Regions from separate parts of the Homo sapiens genome. Here region 1 is linked to region 2. Evidence: read pairs that join two places in POLR2A ChIA-PET (ENCODE). Cell type or tissue: A673. All regions are shown on one strand. Links, peaks and the distances in the headings refer to the core of each region. The heading gives the core; the rest is flanking DNA.

The links. ChIA-PET counts read pairs that join two places held together with the same protein. Peaks named below come from ENCODE experiments on the same cell type or tissue, not always from the same donor. Only the 100,000 strongest peaks of a DNase experiment are listed, where the experiment ranks them.
Region 1: POLR2A ChIA-PET joins it to region 2 with 11 read pairs; 2 of 35 experiments call an interaction of 5 or more read pairs at or near these places.

The regions. Positions count from the first base shown.
Region 1 is chr19:2,985,801-2,996,326 of GRCh38, reverse strand. TLE6 (TLE family member 6, subcortical maternal complex member) reads right to left here. Exons shown (of 17, transcript NM_001143986.2): 6 at 9,436-9,498; 7 at 9,089-9,344; 8 at 8,955-8,971; 9 at 8,537-8,603; 10 at 8,353-8,429; 11 at 8,199-8,236; 12 at 7,014-7,266; 13 at 6,542-6,792; 14 at 4,343-4,484; 15 at 2,745-2,895; 16 at 2,232-2,308; 17 at 1,148-1,427. The coding sequence ends at 1,323. Among named protein-coding and RNA genes, the nearest start is that of TLE6, 14 kb to the right of the region's middle. In A673, for the core only: no CTCF peak of the experiment used is centred there; a DNase peak (open chromatin) is centred at 3,176; H3K27me3 peaks cover 324 bases.
Region 2 is chr19:2,628,360-2,638,885 of GRCh38, reverse strand. The region is part of intron 2 of GNG7 (G protein subunit gamma 7); the gene reads left to right. It overlaps MIR7850 (microRNA 7850), which reads right to left and starts at 8,171; the gene lies at 8,093-8,171. RefSeq lists an enhancer at 4,864-5,003. In A673, for the core only: CTCF peaks have their summits at 1,536 (motif pointing right) and 1,739 (motif pointing right); DNase peaks (open chromatin) are centred at 1,725, 5,445 and 7,305; H3K27me3 peaks cover 1,258 bases.

The sequences.
Region 1 (10,526 bases), core at 1,391-9,390, 360 kb before region 2:
GACCTTAGCACTGTGGACCTCGGGACTGGACCATCCTCTGGGGTGGGGCCGTCTTGGGCACCACAGAATGGTGAGTAATGTCCCTGCCCCCACCCACTCCATGCCAGGGGGACCCCACAAGTCGTGACAACCAGAAATGCCTCCAGACATCGCCTAGAGTCCCCGGGGGGCAGAATCACCCTACTGGAGACTACTGGTCAAATGGGACATGTCTAGGACAGGACCACTCACACTGCTCCTGGAATCACACCAGAAACATCGGACCAGATTGGAGCTGCTCCGGGCGGCGGAGGTGGAGATCTGCTACCCCAACAGCAAAGTCTGTGGCTGTGACTAGATTCCCAGAGAACGAGGACGGAAACGGCTCAGAGGGCTGGGCACGGTGGCTCATGCCTGTAATCCCAGCACTTTGGGAGGCCAAGGTAGGAGGATCGCTTAAATCAGGAGTTTGAGACCAGGCACAGTGGCTCACGCCTGTAATCCCAGCACTTTGGGAGGCCGAGGTGGGAGAATCACATAAAATCAGGAATTTGAGACCAGCCTGGGCAACAGAGCAAGACCCTGTGTCTACACAAAATTTTGTTATTTCTATTAATTTGAGACAGAGTCTCGCTCCGTTGCCAGGTTGGAGTACAGTGGCACGATCTTGGCTCACTGCAACCTCTACCTCCCGGGTTCAAGAGATTCTCCTGCCTCTGCCTCCTTAGTAGCTGGGATTACAGGCACGTGCCACCATGCCCAGCTAATTTTTGTATTTTTAGTAGAGATGGGGTTTCACTGTGTTAGTCTCAAACCCCCGACCTCAAAGTGCTGGAATTACAGGTGTGAGCCACCACACCCAGCATCTACAAAAAAATTAAACTAGCCGAGCACGGTGGTACATATATGTAGTCTCAACTACTCAAGAGGCTGAGGCAGGAGGATGGCTTGAGCCCAGGAGTTGGAGAGGCTGCAGGGAGTCGTGATGGCACCACTGCACTCCAGCCTGCATAACAAAGTGAGACCCTGCCTCAGAAAAAAAAAAAAAAAAAAAAAAAAAGGCTTAGAGCCACCAGGCTGGACGAAGTCCTTCCAGATTTCCACAAGTTGAGCAGGGACGGGATGGGAAGGCCCCTTTCCCTTCAGAGGACAGGACGCGTCCACACTCTGCCTTTCCCGGGTGCTTTATTACACGTGATGGCGACCAGTCTACACCACAGACTAGATCGTGCGATGCCACAGAAGAGCCTTCCCGCTTCCCTCCACCATGTCCCCCTTGTTGGGGGGGGGGAAGGGGGGGGATGAAAAGAGGAGCCGGAGTGGGATGACAGCAGCGAGGCCCCTCAGTAGGTGATCTGGTACACGGAGGCGTGCTCCCCGGAGCCTGTGACAACGAGGCGGTTGTTGGAAGAGACGTCACAGCACGTGACTGGAGACATCTCAGGCACCTGGAGGGGGGGCAGTGGGCAGTGAGCTGGGGTAGGGCTCACACACCCCTGGTCTCCACCTGTCAGCTCAAGCATGAAGCATCGTCTCTTCAAAGAAAGACAGGGTCTTGCTCTGTTGCCCAGGCTGGAGTGCAGTGGTGCAATCTCAGCTTGCTGCAGCCTCGACCTCCTGGACTCACACAATCTTCCTGCCTCAGCCTCCCAAGTAGCTGGGACCGCAGGTGTGCACCACCACACTCAGCTAATTATTATTTTTAATTTTAAAAGTGTTTTTAATTATTATTATTATTTTTTTAGATGGAGTCTCTGTCACCCAGGCTGGAGTGCAGTGGCACAATCTTGGCTCACTGCAAGCTCCGCCTCCCTGGCTCACGCCATTCTCCTGCCTCAGCCTCCCAAGTAGCTGGGACTACAGGCGCCCACCACCACGCCCAACTAATTTTTTGTATTTTTAGTAGAGACAGGGATTCACCGTGTTAGCCAGGATGGTCTTGATCTCCTGACCTCATGATCTGCCCGTCTCGGCCTCCCAAAGTGCTGGGATTACAGGCGTGAGCCACCGCACCCGGCTCAGCTAATTATTTTTTGTAGAGATGGGGTCTCACTATGTTGGCCAGGCTGGTCTCGAACTCCTACACTTAAGAGATCTTCCTGCCTCAGCCTCCCAAAATGCTGGGATTAAAGCCGTGAGCCACCACACCTGGCTACTTTTTAAGTTTTTTGTGGAGACAGGGTCTTGCTGTGTTGCCCAGGCTGGTCCCTTTGGGGCCACCCCCGGGTCCTGCCCCCAGCCCACCGCAGTACCTCGAACACTTTTGTCCCCGCCGGCATGCTGTAGACGCCAAGGAAGTCGTCCATTCCAACGCTTGCCCACCACTGGCCTGGGAGAAATGGAGCATCAGCGAGACTTAGAACCACTACCTTTTTCCTTCCCAGAGTTCATCCTCCCCACCCACCTTTTTTTTTTTTTTTTTTTTTTGAGACAGGGTCTCACTCTGTCACCCAGGCTGGACTACAGTCAGTGGTATGATCACAGTTCACTGTGGCCTCAGCCTCCCCGGGCTCATGGGGACACCAGTGGCTGAAGGGGGAAGGGCGGAGGCGGACCGCGCCGGTGGGGCGGGTGGGGAGGAAGGGCCCAGGCACCCACCCCCTTCCCTCCCTCATTCCACTATAAGAGCATCCCCAAAATTGGTTTCTGCTACAGAAGGGTTCTGAGGTGTCCTAGAGGGTTGGGTGGGGAGCTGGCATTAGGTGGGGTCTTGTGGGAGGCTGGGGGCTGCAGGGGAGTCCCCTCATCTTCCGCCAGCCGCTTACCAAAGGGGGAGAACTTGACGCTCAGGATGACGCTGTCTTTTTGCCCCACCATGTGCCGCTGGCTCCCGCTGGTGCTTTGCAGCCACTGCTGGCCATTGGCCATGCCCAGCAGCACCCAGTCCTCCTGGGGGCTGTGGGACAGGCTCATTATCTAGGTAATGGGCAGTGGGGAGGGAGGAACCTGGTTAGGTCCCAGCCTGGCCCAGGAAGCAGGCAGGAGCCTGGGGACCTATCCTGGAGGCCGGGTGACTGACCCCTTCCTAGCTGTGCAGCCCTGGGACAAGCAACTTCGTATCTGTGCCTCAGTTTGTTGGTGTGTAAAATGGAGAGTCTTCCCTACTTTGCACCTGATACAGCATGAGTGTTTATTTTGAGACGGAGTCTCGCTCTGTTGCCGGGCTGGAGTACAATGGTACGATCTCGGCTTACGACAACGTCTGCCTCCTGGGGTTTAAGCGATTCTCCCGCCTCAGCCTCTTGAGTAGCTGGGACTACAGGCATGCGCCACCATGCCTGGCTAATTATTCTGTTTTTTTTTTTTTTTTTTTTTTTTTTTAGTAGAGACGGGGTTTCACCATGTTGGTCAGGCTGTTCTTGAACTTCTGACCTCAAATGATCCACCCGCCTTGGCCTCCCAAAGGGCTGGGATTACAGGCGTGAGACACTGCGCCCGGCCTGCAAAGAATATTTCTAATGATCTCTGTGTTTGGAGCATCAGTGAGACTTAGAACCACTACCTTTTTTCCTTCCCAGAGTTCATCCTCCCCCCCCCCCACCCGCCTCCCCCCCTTTTTTTTTTTTTTGAGACAGGGTCTCACTCTGTCACCCAGGCTGGACTACAGTCACTGGTATGATCACAGTTCACTGTGGCCTCAGCCTCCCCGGGCTCAAGCCATTCTCTCACCTCAGCCTCCCAACTAGCTGCGACCCCAGGTACGTGCCACCATGCTCAGCTAATTTTTATTTTTATTTTTTGTAGAAACAGGGTCTCACTATGTTGCCCAGGCTGGTCTCAAACTCCTGGGCTCAAGTCTTCCTCCCACTTCTGCCTCCCAAAGTGGTGGGATTGCAGGCATACGCCACTGTGCCTGGCCAACCTCATTTGTTTTTGAGACAGAGTTTCGCTCTTATTGCGCAGCCTGGAGTGCAATGGCACGATCTCGGCTCACCACAACCTCCACCTCCCGGGTTTAAGCGATTCTCCTGCCTCAGCCTCCCGACTAGCTGGGATTATAGGCATGTGCCACCATGCCTGGCCAATTTTGTATTTTTAGTAGAGACGGGGTTTCACCATGTTGGTCAGGCTCGTCTTGAACTCCCGACCTCAGGTGATTTGCCCTCCTCGGCCTCCAAAAGTGCTGGGATTACAGGTGTGAGCCTCTGCGCCCAGCTCTGATTTTTGTATTTTTAGTGGAGATGGGGTTTCACTATGTTGGCCACGCTGGTCTCAAACTCCTGACCTCAGGTGATCCACCCACCTTGGCCTCCCAAAGTGCTAGGATTATAGGCGTGAGCCACGGAGCCCGGCCTCAACCTCATTTTTTAATCTGAGGACCAGAGGATGCCTGGCCAAGCAGACCCCATCCCGGCCTCCGCACCTGAGACTTGAATTGGTACTCCAGAGGTTTCATGATGGTCCTCTGGTCCCAGCACCGCAGACAGGCATCCGGACCCCCAGTCCAGATGTTGTAGCCCTTGACCACGATACTCTTGACTCCATCAGGATAACCCTTGAGGTCCCTGGCCAGAAGGGACATCGGGAGGCAATCAGGTCAAGACTCTGAGGTTTGGGCCCCCGGAAACACCAGTCACTACATTTGGGCATGAAAGGGACAGTGCCACCACCCAAAAATCTCTGCCTGCACAGAGTGTCAAAGTTGGCAGAAAACAGACACAGGATCTAGTGCCGGCCCCTCCCAGCCCTCAGCCTCCCTTCTCCGTCCGCCTGGGCCTCCCCTTGGCCTCACCTAGGCCTCCCCTTGCCTCTTCCACCCTGAGTCCACCCGAGCTCTGAGGCAGGTCTACAGGAATCCCTTCAAGCAGGGAAGGGGAATAGTGCCGGGCGGGTGGTGTGCTGTATTTTACGTCAGCCATTGCTTCCTGCAAACATATGCTGATAGATATCTTATATGTTATAAATACATATATTATATATATGTGTGTGTGTGTGTGTGTGTGTGTGTGTGTATATATATATATATATATACGTATTTTTTTTTTTTTTGAAATGGAGTCTCGTTTTGTTGCCCAGGCTGGAGTGCAGCAGCACGATCTCAGCTCACTGCAACCTCTGCCTCCTGGGTTCAAGCGATTCTCCTGCCTCAGCCTCCCGAGTAGCTGGCATTACAGGCATGGGCCACCACGCCTGACTAATTTTGTATTTTTAGTAGAGATGGGGTATCTCCATGTTAGCCTGGTCTCAAACTCCCGACCTCAGGTGATCTGCCCGCCTCGGCTTCCCAAAGTGCTGGGATTACAGGCATGAGCCACCATGCCCAGCCTATTTACATATATTTAATATGTGTGTGTGTATACATATATGTATGTATGTATGTATGTATGTATGTATGTATGTAAAATTTTTTTTTGAGTCAGAGTCTCACTCTGTGACCCAGGCTGGAGTGCAGTGGCACCATCTTGGCTCACCACAAACTCCGCTTCTCAAGCGATTCTCCTGCCTCAGCCTCCGGGGTAGCTGGGATTACAGGCATGTGCCACCACGCCGGCTAATTTTCATATTTTTTAGTAGAGAGGGGGTTTCGCCATGTTGGCCAGGCTGGTCTTGAGCTCCTGGCCTCAAGTGATCCACCCACCTCGGCCTCCCAAAGTGCTGGGATTACAGGTGTGAGACACCGCACCCAGACTGTTTTTTATATATGTATATATTTATGTATATATTTATGTATATATTTATGTATATATTTATGTATTTATATATATATTTATTTATATATGTGTGTATTTTTTTTTCTTTTTTGAGACAGAGTCTTGCTCTGTCGCCCAGGCTGGGAACGCAGTGGCACAGATCTCGGCTCACCGCAAGCTCCGCCTCCCGGGTTCAAGGGATTCTCCTGCCTCAGCCTCCCGAGTAGCTGGGACTACAGGTACCCACCACCGCGCCTGGCTAATTTTTTTGTAGTTTTAGTAGAGACAGGGTTTCACCGTGTCAGCTAGAATGGTCTTGATCTCCTGACCTCGTGGATCTGCCTGCCTCGGCCTCCCTAACTGCTGGGAGTACAGGCGTGAGCCACTGCGCCCGGCCAATTTATATATACATATTTTTAAATAGACTATATAAAAATTCTATTTAATTTTTATTAAATAAAATTTATTCTATTTAATAAAAATAGAATAAATTCGTTTTATTCATTACCCAGGTTAATCTCGAATTCCTGGGCTTAAGCATTTGTCCCGTCTTGACCTCCCAAAGTGCTGGGTTTACATGTTTGAGGCACCAGGCCTGGCCTGCTGTTTTATATTTTTACAACAAATTTGCCCTCTAACAAGCCTTTGAGTTTGGGGCTGTCACATCCTGTGTCCAGGTGGGGAAACTGAGGCAGACAAAAAGTAAAATGCCCTGGGCTGCAAGGAACGCAGTCCAGCCAAGATTCAAGTCCGCACCTCTAAACTTTCTCAAATCCAAGTTCAAGGGGGCAAGGGGTTTTGGCTGGGAGAGTGCTATATCCCAGGTTCAGGAGGTGGCAGGAAGGCGGGCAGAGGTGGTAGCAGTAAGGTGGGCAGAGGTGGCCACAGGAGGCTGGCACAGGATGCTTCCCCTTCCCACCCCCCAAACGCACCTGACCACACTCTGATCCCGCAGGTCCCAGATCCTGACCACACCACTGGTGAAGCTGGCGAAGGCCAGGTTGGCATCCAGGTTGGCATCCAGGGCCTGGCAGTTGAGACCTGCACAGGGCAACTGCTCCTTCACATGCAGGGAGGGCGCCGCCAGGTCCCACACGCTCACGCTGGCCAGGTTGTAGCCACCGGTGAGCAGGCTCCTGCTGTTTGAGGACAGCAGGCAGGTGCGCAGGAAGGCCCCAGGGGTCTGGGATGGGCAGAGTCACTGTGAGCTGTCGCCCCCCGTGGCATTCTGCCTGGACTGCTTTGCCTCATGAGAGCGAACTCCTATTCATCCTTTAGGTTCCTAGCTATTATGCCCCTTTTCCCTGGAAGCCCTCTCTCCACGATCTGGGCTCTGCCAGACTCAAACCTCAAACCCCCTGTTCCCAGAAGCCCTGCATCCCTGGAAACCAAGGCCGTCCTCACCTGTATAGGCAGGTGGCTCTCAGGGAACCTGTCCTCAGCCACCTGTCCAGTCAGGCTCCACACCTTGATGCCTCTTCTGCCACAGGTGAACACGTGCCGCGTGAAGCTGCTGATGGCCGTGGCGAGCACGAGCTCCCCGTGTGCCAAGATCCGCATCTTTTCCAGTTTGCACGGGACGGCGAGTCTCTTTGACTGCCCGGGCAAGGCATCTGGCCTCTTCCATGCATCTTCAAAGTCCTCAGGGTCCCAGGATCTTGGGAGGGGAGGCCTTGGGGTAACTGACCTGCTTGTGAGCCCCTTTGCCCAGTGGGAGCCACACATCAAGGCCTAGAGGGGCTTCTTTTTCAGATTTTGGGGTCCCTCTCTCAGGCCTTGTTTTACCCTCTAGACTCCCCTCAATGTCCTGCTCATATTCCTTCAAGTATTGTCCCTTTGCCACAGCCCTCCACATACTTCTGCCTTCTTCCTAGACTGCTTTGCCCCAGGAGGAAGAACTCCTATTCATCCTTTATGGTCCTAGCTATTATGCTCCTTCCCCAGAAAAGCCTTCTTTGCCCCACCTGGGTTCTCCCAGCATCACTCCACAAGGTTGGGACAATCTGCATCCAGTTCTAACACAGCTACACCCCATCCCCTTCCATGAAAAAGTCTTCCCCAAATGCCTTGAGCCCAGTGTTGGGGCGGCGATCCTGTGAGCCTAACACTGCACTTTTTTTTTGAGACGGAGTCTTGCTGTCACTCAGGCTGGAGTGCAGTGGCGCGATCTCAACTCACTGCAACCTCCACCTCCCGGGTTCACGCCATTCTCCTGCCTCAGCCTCCCGAGTAGCTGGGACTAAAGGCACCCACCACCACGCCTGGCTAATTTTTTTTGTATTTTTAGTAGAGACGGGGTTTCACCGTGTTACCCAGGATGTTCTCAATCTCCTGACCTCGTGATCTGCCCGCCTCGGCCTCCCAAAGTGCTGGGATTACAGGCGTGAGCCACCGCGCCCGGCCTAACACTGCACTTTTCTACCCAGCCTCTGCAGCGGCTGTTGGAGAGGATGGCAGAGTAGTGATGGGAAAAGGGGAAGAAAGTCTTACACCTCTGTTCCCCTCTATGTGTCGGGAACAGAGGTATAGACAGGAAGGAATTCCCGCTGCCCCTCACCCCGCCCAAAAGCAAACAGTGCAGACACTTACATGGACTGTAGAAACCGAGAGGCTCTTCCAGGAGGCTCCTGCAGGCGGGGGAGATCACAGCTGCCCCCAGCCTCCCCGCACATCTGTGCCCACCTCCTCTACCCCACCCTGGGCAGCCTTCACGCTGGGCTACCAGCTCGGGCCTGGGTCTCACCTGGACCACACCCCAACTTGTGTTCCTGTCTTGGGAACCCTCAGGGGGACTGGAGGAGGCCTCAGGTGGCCTGGGGGCTAGTGGGGAGACAAGAGGGGCTAAGCGGCTTGCATTGGCTCCTCAGCACAGGATGCCCCCACCCCATCCCGCCTGGAGTCGGTCGGCCCCTGCCCGCTGGGATTACTGGAGGCATCTTCAGGACATGGGTCTGTTCCTGGGTCACAGGATCCTGGTGCCTTGCTTTCCTGCCCCTGGAAAATGGAAAAGTCTCATCAGGCCTGCTGACCTGCCTGTTAGGACCAGAAGACCTCGGATTCCTGGGCAGCTTGCACAGGGCTTGTCAGCTGCCTGGGGTCCTGTCTGCGGGTCCAGGCAGAGTTGCAGAGAGAGAGTCAGGGTATAGGGTCCTGGAAGCCCTGGGCTGTGGGTCCTGGGCTACTCCAGTATAGCCTCCTGGATCACCCAAGTCCCCCCCGGGGGACCCGAGGGGCAGGATGGAAGGAAGACAAATCCCACAGGAACCCCAGTGCCCTGACCTGGGGGAGCCCAACCGCCTGCCCGGAAGCCCACCCCTCTGGATAGAGCTGAGGTTGTTTACTCACCAGGCCTGGTGCCTGCTCTGTCACCATGACAACGGAGAGGAGGAGGGGGACAGAGAGAACAGCAGGGTTCACTGCACAGCCCCTGAGACGCAGCCTGTGGCTGCCCCTTCCCCCTCACCCTCAGGGACACTCACGTCTGTCTCTGGGCTTTGCCTTCTCATCGTGGACGCCGGCAAAAATCCGCCAGAGTTGCTCGGTCAGAGTGTCGTGCCAAAACCAAGGCTCCTTGTCCCAGAACAGCTGGGTCTCCGGCTGATTGTCCTCCCCCAAAGGCCGCCGGAGCCAGTCGGAGGACCTGGTGGCCATGATGTCCTCAAAGCTCGACTCCTGCAGGGTCTTGTCCTTCACCTGCTGGGGCGTCCCAGGGCTGGCTGGTTCAGCAGGTGAGACCTGGCCCGGCAGGAACAAGGCAGTGAGAGCTTTGAGGATGAGCCTTCACCCAAGCCTGTCCCCTCCCCTCCTTGAAGACCCAGAAACTCACCTCCTCAGACTGGAAACCCTGGAGTTGGCTGCAGCTCTCCACAATCTGTAAGACGTTTCCTATCTAGAAGGAGGTTGGCAGCAAAACAGTTAAATGTTGTTGCAGTTAAGGGTTTGCAATCCTACAGCATGATTATCCCCACCTGTAGAAGAAGGTATATCAATCTACTTGTTTTTTTGAGACAGAGTCTCACTCTGTCACCCAAGCTGGAGTGCAGTGGTGCAATCTCGGCTCACTGCAACCTCCGCCTCCCAGGTTCAAGTGGTTCTCCTGCCTCAGCCTCCTGAGTAGCTGGGATTACAGGTGCACACCACCACACCCAGCTAATTTTTGTATTTTTAGTAAAGATGGGGTTTCACCATGTTGGCCAGGCTGGTCTCCAACTCCTGACCTCAGGTGATCTGCCCACCTCAGCCTCCCAAAGTGCTGGGATTATAGGCATAAGCCACCACCCCCAGCCTTCATCTACTTTTTTGCAGATAAGATCTCACTCTGACACCCAGGCTGGAGTGCAGTGGTGCGATTACAGCTCACTGCACCCTCAACCTCCCAGGCTCAAGTGATCCTCCCATCTCAGCCTCCTGAGTAGCTGGGGTTACAGGTATGCACCACCACGCTCAGCTAATTTAAATACACTTTTTGTAGAAATGGGAGTCTCATTATGTTGGCCAGGCTGGTCTTGAATTCCTGGCCTCAAACTATCCTCCCACGTGTGCCTCCCAAAGTGCTGGGATAACAGGTTTAAGCCACCGCATCCGGCCTATCGCACCTGGCATATATCTTTTTTTTTTTTTTTTTTTTTTTTTTTTTTTTTTTTTTTGAGACAGTCTCACGCTGTGGCCCAGGCAGGAGTGCAGTGATGTGATCTCGGCTCACTGCAACCTCCGCCTCCTGGGTTCAAGCAATTCTCCTGCCTCAGCCTCCCAAGTAGCTGGATTACAGGCGTGTGCCACTACACAGACTGATTTTTGTATTTTTGGTGGAGACAGGGTTTCACCATGTTGGCCGGGCTGGTCTTGAACTCTTGACCTAAGATGATTCTCCTGCCTTGGCCTCCCAAAGTGCTGGGATTACAGGTGTGAGCCACCACA
Region 2 (10,526 bases), core at 852-8,851:
ATTATAAAAAAATCACCTGTATTTTGTTCCGATTGCATGTTTTACACTTAAATTCTGAACTACTTGAAATTTAACTATGCTAGTGGGGCTCACGGAGGAAGCAGGGGTGATTCTGACCCAACCCTCCCCTCCCCTCCCCTCCCCAGGGGATGCTGGGAGATGTCTAGGGATGTCTCTGGTTGTCACGACTGGGGGGTGCTCCTGGCATGAGTGGTTGGAGGTCAGGGACACTGCTCAACATGGCCCCATCCAAGAGAATCATCCAGCCCCAATGTCTACAGTGCCCAGGAGGGAGAGACTCTTTCTTTCTCCCTTCCCTTCCCCTCCCCTCCCCCTTCCCTTCTCCTCCCCTCCCTCTTCCCTTCCCCTCCCCTCCCCTTCCATTCCCCTCCCCTCCCCTTCCCCTCCCCTTCCCCTCCCCTTTCCCTCCCCCTCCCCTCCCCCTCCCCTTCCCCTCCTTCCCCTTCCCCTCCCCCTTTCCCTTCCCATCCCCTTCTCTTCCCCTTTTCTTTTCTTTTCTCTTTCTGACAGAGTCTCGCTCTGTCACCCAGGCTGGAGTGCAGTGGCATGATCTCAGCTCACTGCAACCTCTGCCTCCCAGGCTCAAGTAATTCTCTGCCTCGGCCTCCCGAGTAGCTGGGATTACAGGTGCATGCCACCACGCCCGGCTAACTTTTGTATATTTAGTAGAGACAGGGTTTCACCATGTTAGCCAGGCTGGTCTTGAACTCCTGACCTCGTGATCCACCTGCCTCGGCCTCCCAAAGTGCTGGGGTGACAGGCGTGAGCCACCGCACCCGGCCCATTCATTATTTCAAAACTGACTTCAGTCCCTGCTCACACTGGACACCAGAATAAACTCCCGATGGGGCAGATGGTGTAAATCAGGGGGACCCCCAGCTCCTGGGATTCATCTCCTCTCTCCCTCCCAACTCAGGGTGTGGATTTCAATGTGTGCAGCCTCCTGGGACCTCAGCATGGCAGAGGATCATGGGACGCGGAGTCTCTTGGGGGTCCGTGGAATCCCCTAACCCGGGGGGTCTCAACCAGGGGTGATTCTGCCTCCAGGGGACATCTGTAATTGTCATGATGGAGGGATGCTCCTGGCATGGAGTGGATGGAGGCCAGGGACGCTGCTCAGCACCCTATGGTGCCCAGGACGGCCCCACCCCAGAGAATCATCAGGCTCTGATGTCCACACACGCAAGGGGAGGCCCCAGTAGAGGGGACGGAATTAGTGGTGAGCAGGTGTGGTGCCGGCTGACCTTGAAGGGGTTCTCTGTTACAAAGGGTGGCGTGGGATGCGGGCTTTTCCTGATCTTTTAATAATGTTGCTAGTCATTCATTGAGCACCTCCTGTTTGCTGGGCGCTGGGCTGGGCGAGTGCGGCTTTGGCTCCTGCGGGCACAGGGTGGGAAGCTTGGAAACTCACCTCCCTACAAGGACGGACGGGGAGGAGAGCGAGGCTGTGAGGGGTGCAGGCGCCTGCGGGGGTCTCTGACCTCTGGGTGGCAGCCTCTCCAGGAGAGCAGGTGCGCCGCCAAGTGAGGGCCGTGGCTGCCTGTCCTGATGACAAAACCAGCACCGTGATCCCCTGCTCCTATCCTTCTGCAGGCCCCAGGGCAAAACAACAACGACAACAGCAAAGACGGGCCGGGCTCGGGGGCGGGGGGAGCCTGTTCCTGGGGCCTCTGAAGCTCGATTTGCAGAGGGCTGCTGTTACCGCTGGCGGCCACGAGGGGGCAGAGGAGGCCCACGGAGTTTCCTGGCCCCGGGCCTGGAGCCGGCAGGGGGCTGGAGATGCGGGGGGTGCAGGTAGGGACGGGGGTGCAGTGGGTGTGCAGGTGGGTGCAGGTGAGGACAAGTGGAGTTGGAGGTGCAGGTGGGGACAGAGGTGCAGGTGGGGACGGAAGTGCAGGTGGGCGCAGGTGGGCACAAGTGGGGACGGAGGTGCAGATGGGCGCAGGTGTGCGTAGTTGGGTTCAGGTGGGTGCAGGTGGGGATGGAGGTGCAGGCAGTGCATACTGACTGTATCCCAGATGTCTTCAGTCACCCCCGAGCCCCTCTTTAAGCTCTGTCACTACCCCCACTGCAGTTTGCTTGATACCTTCCTGGTTCAACACTGACAGCCCTAAGTCCCAGGCAAACCCAGATGGTTGGCCCCTGCCCTAGGGGCCCCTGTGGGCACACTCAGAGCCTCTCTGCCCAAAACCAGAGGCGGTCCCTGGGTGTTGTGCGTGGCAGGAGGCGGGAGGCACTGGCTCTGCTCCCCAGGAGTGGCCTTAAGGCAGTCAGGGAATGCACCTCACACTCGGGCACAGAGGTGTCTCCAGAGCAGAGCTCGGACCAGAGAATGGAAGGCATAAAGCATCCCTGGAGGGCTGGGTGGCCCTGGGAGAGTGCAGGTCATCCTGCCATGGGAATCAGACCCTGGCTTGTCCCCACCATCAGGCCCTGGGGTGCCTGTCATCCCCCCTCCCAGATGTCATGCTCCTCAGGGTGAGAACTGGCTGTGGACCTGGGGCTGCCACTCCCCAGCTCAGAGAGGGGTCATTGTCCTGGCGGGCAGAGGGCCTGGATCCTCGCCTGTGAGTTAGAGACTCGTGCGCCCCTGAGTGAAGGCAGTAGAGAGCTGGTTCAGTTTGGCCAGAGGAGAATTCCATCCACCCCCTGAGTGGGAGGGAGAGAGGAGGTGAATCCCAGGAGCTGGAGTTACCCTGATTTATGCTGTCTGCCCCTTTGGGAGTTTATTCTGGTGTCCGGTGTGAGCAGAGAGCAGACTCTGTTTTTTTCCAAATAACACAGGGTCTCTCTCCCCCTGGCTCCTGTAGACATTGGGGCCACATTTTTCTCTGGGGTGGGGCTGTCCTGGGCACTGCAGGCTGCTGAGCAGCGTCCCGGGCCTCCACCCACTCCATGCCAGGTGCACCCGCCAGTTGTGACAACCACAAATGTCCCCAAATATCACTCAGTGTCCCTTAGGGGACAGAATCACCCCAAGTTGGCCAGGCACGGTGGCTCACACCTGTAATCCCAGCACTTTGGGAGGCTGAGGTGGGCGGATCACTTGAGGTCAGGAGTTCGAGACCATCCTGGCCAACATGGTGAAAACTCCTCTGTACTAAAAATACAAAAATTAGCTGGGTGTGGTGGCGGGCGCCTGCAATCCCAGCTACTCCGTAGGCTGAGGCAGGAGAATCAATTGAACCTGGGAGGCAGAGGTTGCAGTGAGCCGAGATTGCACCATTGCACTACAGCCTGGGCAATACAGCGAGACTCCGTCTCAAAAAAAAAAAAAATCACCCCAAGTTGAGACCTCCTGGGTCTCAGGTGTGTCCCATGATCATATGGACCTCTGAGGTTCCAGGAGGCTGCACACACTGAAATCCACACTCCGAGTGAGGAGGGAGAGAAGAGGCAAATCCCAGGAGCTGGGGTCCCCCTGTCTTACACCGTCTGCTCCATTGGGAGTTTGTCGTGGTGTCTGATGTGAGCAGGGGACAGACTTGATTACTTTTTTTTCCCTCAAATTAAGGCAGGGTCTCTCACATTCAGCACTGAAGACTTTCTACCCCTTAGGAGACACTGGGGCTGGGGGTGGGGTTGGAGATGCAGAGGGTGCAGATGGAGATGGGTTCACGGGGCACCTGCACCCACCTGTGCCCACCTGCACCCACCTGCACCTCTGTCCTCACTCATCTGGGGCAATGTCTGGGGATATTTGTGGTTACACGACTGGGGGGTGCCCCTGGCATGGAGTGGGTGGAGGCCCGGGACGCTGCTCAGCAGCCTGCAGTGCCCAGGACGACCCCACCCCAGAGAACAATCCGGCTCCGATGTCCACAGAACCCGGGTGAGAACCCCTCTTCCAGGATAAGCATTTCTTCAGCCTTTTTGCTTCTTGCCTCACTGAGTGCGGAAGAACTTTGCGACCTCCAGATCACCGAGTGTGTTTTTCTGGTAGCTCCTTGTTCTCCCGGCGAGGGTTTTTTTTTTTTGGTAACATTTCTGCTGAGAGCTTTACTGGAGCCTCTTATCCTGAGAAGGGCTCTTGTGTGGTAAGCAAACTCCAGTCCCCGCGGCCAGTCAGAGCGGGTTTATTTCCCCCTGGTCGGTCACCAGATTTCAGCATGTCCTGGTCGTGTTGAAATTCACGTTATTATCAGTTCTTTTCGCGGACAAGTTGTTCCCCTGAAAGAATTGCCAAGATATACAGCCAGAGCCTGAAAACGCTCTGCTCCCGGAAGGTCACAGCTCATTGCTACCACCCTCCCCGAGAGAAAACGTGTGTGCAGCCCGCAAGTAATTACGGGGCGCTGTGCCGAAATCAGGGGCTCTGCCACAGTCTCCAGGACTCAGAAACCTCTCCCTGTACCCAGCAGCCTCCACATCTGTAGCCCAGGACAAGGCAGTGCTTCCCGGCGGTAGGAGAGCTTGGACATGACCTTGACCCTCTATAGCAGGGGTCATCTGGGTGATGCCGCCCCCCACCCCCAACCCCGGGGACACTGAGCAATTTCTGGGACATCTGTGGTTTTCGCGACTTGGGGGAGCTCCTGGCATGGAGTGGGTGGAGGCCAGGGATACTGCTCAGCACCCCGCAGTGCCCAGGACGGCCCCACCCCAGAGAACAATCGGGCCTCAAATGTCCACAGTGCTGAGGGGGAGAAACTCTGGGTTCATTATTTTGGGGAAAAAAATTCGAGTTATTTTCCTGCTCATGATAGGCACCATAAACGCCCAGTGGGGCAGACGGTGTAAACCAGGAGGACCCCCAGCTCCTGGGACTCACCTCCTCTCTCCCTCCTCACTCAGGGTGTGGATTTCAATGTGTGCAGCCTCCGGGGACCTCAGCAGGGCAGAGGATCATGGGACGCGGAGTCTCTTGGGGGTCCGTGGAATCCCCTATCCCAGGGGGTCTCAACTCGGGGCAATTTTGCACCCAGGAGACATTTGTGGCTGCCTCGATTGGTGGATGCCATGGGGTGGAGGTCAGGGGTGCCACTCAGCACCCTGCAGTGCCCGGGGCAGCCCCACAACCAAGAATGATTCAGCCCCAAATGCCCACAGTGCCGGGGGGAGAAGGCCCGGTGCAGAAGAACCTGCCTCCCGGGTGAGTTGAGAGCAGGCTTCTGTCCTCTTCTGGACAGAATTACTACAGCTCCCACTCAAGCCCCGGTAAACAGACACCCGTTTTCAAGCCCACCGATGTCCTCTCAATGAATCCCCGTTTCAGAGCTGTTATTGCGACCACCTGACTCTACTGATTGAGGCTCCATACCCAGAGAGGCTCACATCCACGACCACCGAGCCCGGGGATCTGAGTACCCCAGCCCAGTGTGCAGACCACAGCCACCTCTCGTGTGTGTGTGTGTGTGTGTGTGTGTGTGTGTGTGTGCGCGCGCGCGCGCGCGCCTGTTGCTAAGCAACCGCTTGAACAGTCAGCCTCCCACAGAACGAGGGATGAGGCACCAACTTGGTCATCGGCAGATTCATCGAGCCTTGGCCGCCTTTGACTCAAAATACACACGGCGGTGACAGTCGCATATGATGAGATGCTGGGGGCAGGGGACATGGGGGAGCCGAGTGGAGGCCAGAGAGGATGGCTCTGCCAATCTGTGGCTTGACCTTGACCCTCTCTGACCCTCTACAGCAGGGGTCAGAGTCCATTGCCCAGGACAGCAATGATGAGGCCCGTTGGATGCTAATTTTCCTCCCATCCGCTTCATCGTTTTAGTGAACCAGCACCCACCTGCAGGGCCCCTGCCAGGCTAACACCCTCGGATCTCTGCGCAGACACTCCCGGTGCCGCCTGGGGATGCGTGTCATAGATGGTTAAGGTGCAGCCTGGGGAGGCCCAAGGTGGGGTCTGTTGAGAAGTTAGGGGCCTGGTAGAGGGGCCCCCTGTCCCACCAGCAGGGTTCAAGGGGCTGAGGGCTCCTGAGCAGACATGGGCCAGGCAGAGGCCCAGGCGGGTGCCCCAGTGCAGAGCCCACTGTGGCTGGATGAGCCTCGTAATGACTTCATGTTAGAGCCTCAGCTTTACTTATTTATTATTTTTATCGGACATGGATCTGAATTATTATTCTTATATTCTTGTTATTATTATTATTTTAGAGTCAGAGTCTCACTCTGTTGCCCAGGTGCGAGTGCAGTGGTGCGATCATAGCTCAGTGTAACTAAGGGGTGCTCCTGGCAGGGAGTGGGTGGAGGCCAGGGACTCTGCTCAGCACCCTGCAGTGCCAGGGCAGCCTCACCCCAGAGATGGATCCAGTCCCGATGTCCACAGTGCTGACGGTGAGAGACTTCCCTGTAGAGTAGAAAGTCTCTGTTCGTCAGCTGTTTTTACAATTCCCAGTCTGTTTTCTGTGTGCGTGTGTGTGTGTGTGTGTGTGTGTGTGTGTGTGTGTGAGTTTTGTTTATAGCAGGTTGGGTTTTTTTGTTTTTTTTTTTTTTGAGATGGAGTTTCACTCTTGTCTCCCAGGCTAGAATGCAATAGCATAATCTCGGCTCACTGCAACCTCCACCTCCCGGGTTCAAGCAATTCTCCTGCCTCAGCCTCCCAAGTAGCTGGGATTACAGGTGCCTGACACCACGCCTGGCTAATTTTTGTATTTTTAGTAGAGACGGGTTTCACCATGTTGGTCAGGCTGGTCTCGAACTCCTGACCTCAAGTGATCCACCTGCCTCTGCCTCCCAAAGTGCTGGGATTACAGGCATGATCCCACACAGCGCCAGGCCAGGAGTCTTACCTTTCTAGGAGGCAGAGTTTATCTGTTCTTTTGGGGCTCCTTTCTCTAGAGAATGGGGGAGAGGGCAGCACCAGGGTGATGATGTCCCCGCAGAACAGGCCGTCACGGGATTAGCCTAGTCGATGCTAGTTGTCCTTATTGGAGATCTTGGGGAGACGCCCTGAAAATGCTGTAGTCTGCCTTGGCTGGTTCAACGTCCTTTCACCCCTTTTCTCTCTTCCTCTTTCAGAAATGGCACTTCTAGGGTCAGTCGGCTTCATTTTAGAAGTTAGCAAAAGAAGGAAAAAACTGCTAAAGCCGGGGTCGAAAACTGTGGCCCCCAGGCCAAGTCCCCCATCTAGTTCCTGTTTTTATAAATAAAGTTTTATTGGCATACAGCCACAGACATGCTGTGCCCCCACCCCAGGCCCAGTCTGGCCCTCCACTTCCTGTTTTTATAAATGAAGTTTTATTGGCACACAGCCACAGACAAACTGCAGCTCCCTGGGCCAAGTTCCCCCCTCCACTCCCTGTTTGTATAAATAAAGTTTTATTGGCACACAGCCACAGACATACTGCAGGTCCCTGGGCCAAGTTCTCTGTTCCACTTCCTGTTTTTATGAATAAAGTTTTATTGGCACACGGCCACAGACATTCATTTACCTGTCATCAGTGACTGCTTTCATACTACAAGGACAGAGCTCAGTGGCCTTTTGCAGAAAAGGTTTGCTGACCCTCAGCCTAGAGGCCTTGAGTTATCTGATTTCATCTCATAACCACTCGTGAGGAAAGAATGATCGTCACTGGACAGATAAGGATGCTGAGACCTAGCGAGGTTAAGTGGCTTCATGAGGTGACATAACCAGCAGTTTAGGGCTTGGGCTCCCAACTCTGCCACCTACTGGCTCTGTGACCCTGGGCCATCTCTGTGCTTTTCTGAACCTCAATGCCCTCGTCTGTGAAAGGGGGGAGAATAGGCAGTGCCTGCCTCTCAAGGGGTTAATGCATGTCAAGCTGTCTAATACTAAATGCACCATTCTTCCTCTGGTCTTCATGCCTGCTATGCCTCCTCAGCCCCACACAGTGCTGTTGAGACAATCAGATAATGTCATAGTCATTAGACCTTTTTGATGATATACTCAGACATACTCAGGAGGAAACTGCTGAGTTGCTTGGCTGATTGTGGAGGGACATGATGTCCAAACCCTTGTGTATGAATAAGTTTGAAAGCTGACCATAAAATCCCAGAATGCTCTAGTCTGCAGCACATAAAGAGTGTATTAGCTAGCTATGGCTGCGTAACAACTACCATGAATGCAGTAGCTTAGAGTGACACCCATTTATTATCTCATGGTTCCATAGGTCAGAAGTTTGGATGTAGTGTGGCTGGGTAAGACCCTGCACAGAGGACCCAGCCACACTATGTCCAAACTTCTGACCTCGGAGATGTGAGCCAGGGCTGCATTCTCATCCGAAGGTTTGTGTGGTGACGGATCCCCTTCCAAGCTCATTCCAGGCTCATTCAGAATTCAGTTCTTTGTGGTTGATAGACTGTTTCTGTTGCGTTGTTAGCTGTCAGGAGGGGGCAACTCTCAGCTCTTTGAGGCCACTCTCAGGCCACTTGGCCTTCTCCATAGGCCCCTCATGCTTCCAGGCTCTCATTTCAGGAAAGGCCCAATCCCTTTTAAAGGGTCACCTGATTAGACCAGGCCCACCTAGGATAATCGCCCTTTCAGTGAACTCAAGGTCAACTGATTTAGGACCTTATTTACCTCTTCAAAATCCCTTCTTTCCTGAAAAGCAACCTAATCAGGGGAGTGATATCTCATCATGTCCACGGGCCCTGCCCACACTCAAGGGGAGGGGGTTCTACAAGATATGTTCTCCAGGGAGATCTTAGACTCCTCTTGGTGGCAAAGGGAAGGGGGGGCCTGCGTTCGGCCTCAGCCAGGACCGAATCAGCAGGACCTTCACTCCCTTTTTCTGGCGTCCATCCCTTCCTCTTGCAGGAGTACTGCCAGGTCTTTGGGGAGAGGGTGGGGGTTATTGGGAGAAAGGAGGCATTTGGAAAGTAGGTGGCAGGCTGTGTCCCAGTTACACCTAAATGTGTCTCCACTTATTAAAAAAAAAAAACAACCTTTATTTTGAAATCATTACAGATTCAGAGGAAGTTGCAAAAATCACACAGAGCAAAAAACATCACATGTATCTTCACAGTTTCCCCCAGTGGTGACATCTTACGTAACCATAGTACAAAACCAGGAAATGGACCCTGGCACCATGTATGTGCAAAGCTCTGTGCCCTTTCGCACACATGCAGACTCGGCTTCACCTTATTTATGGGTGTGCAGGAACATTAAGTGTCCATAAATGTGGACGGAGCTCCTCTTACTCGTGGGCATGGGGTCAGAGGGAGGCGGGAGTACAACCAAACAAAACCATCTAGACTTTGACCGTTGATGTGGGTGCCAGGTTCCAATCACCGTGTGCCCCCACACTGCGTTCAGGGCTACGCTCTTCTGTCTTCTCCCACTAGTCTGTGAGTCTGTGAGGTCTTGTCCACTACCTCTTTAGGCAGCCAGCCCTTCTGGTGGGCTTTGTCGTGGGGAGGGGGTGGCACTAGGTGTGTTCTGGGGCTCCTAGCACTAGAAGACTTGTTTCAAATCCAGAAGCACCTCCTATTCGTGTGGGCGCCCAGGCAACTTACCTGACCCGTCTGTGACTCTGTGTCCTTGGGGACCTCCTATTCTAAACACAAGAGCGTGGCCTGCTGTCACCGTCACCATCCTGGCATCTGCAGAAGAGCCACCAAGCGCTGCCTCCTGAGAATTTCTGGAAGGAGGAGATGACTGGTAGAGTGGAAAGTTATTGAAAGGGACATTTGGAGTTCTTTCCAAGGGACATAACCCATCTCCCAATATCCCCTATCCATTTGCTCAACCTTCAGAGAGACCTACTAAGATATCCAGTTGTTCACCTCAAGTCTTCAACTTTCCCCAAAGTTCTTTGCTGTTTTCTCTGTGCCTTGCACAGAGCCTGATGCATAGTACGTGCTCCTTGGGGGCCACTTTGTGTGTGTTTCCTACTAATGGCACCTACAGCAGCAATGGCCACCATGTCTTTTACAGCTACAGTCCTAGGCAGAATTCCAAGATGGCGCCCAAGACCCCCACCGCCTGGTGCCCACATCTTATCTAATCCCCTGCACTTGAGGATGGGCTGGACCTGCGAATACGATGGGGTGTCACTCCAGTGGTTAGGTTAATGCAGTTAGGTCGTGTGTTCGGTAAAGGGATTTTGCAGATGCGACGAAGATTCCTAGTCAGTTGACCTGAGCTCATCAAAAAGGAGACATCCTGGGTGGGCCTGACCTCATCAGGTGAGCCCATAAAAGAGACCAGAAGCACATCCCGAGGTGTCAAATTCAGAGAGACAGAAGGGAGAATGGTGGGTGCTAGGGGCTGGGGGAGGGAAGAGGGGAGCTGTTGTTCAGTGGATACAGTGTCTCAGTTTTACAAGATGGAAGGTTCTGGAGAGCCATTGCACAGCAGTGTGAGTATACTTAACATCACTGAACCGTACACATAAACGTGGTTAAGATGATCCGTCTTATGTTATATATATATATACACACACACACACACACCACAGTTGAAAGAAAGAGAGAAAGGGAAGGGGTTTCTTGCCTTAAAGAAAGCAAACAGCTATGTCGTGAGCTGCCTGTGGAGGGTCCATGTGGCAGACACCTGAGAGTAGCCTCTAGGGGCTCAGAGCACTCACATCCAACAGCCAGTA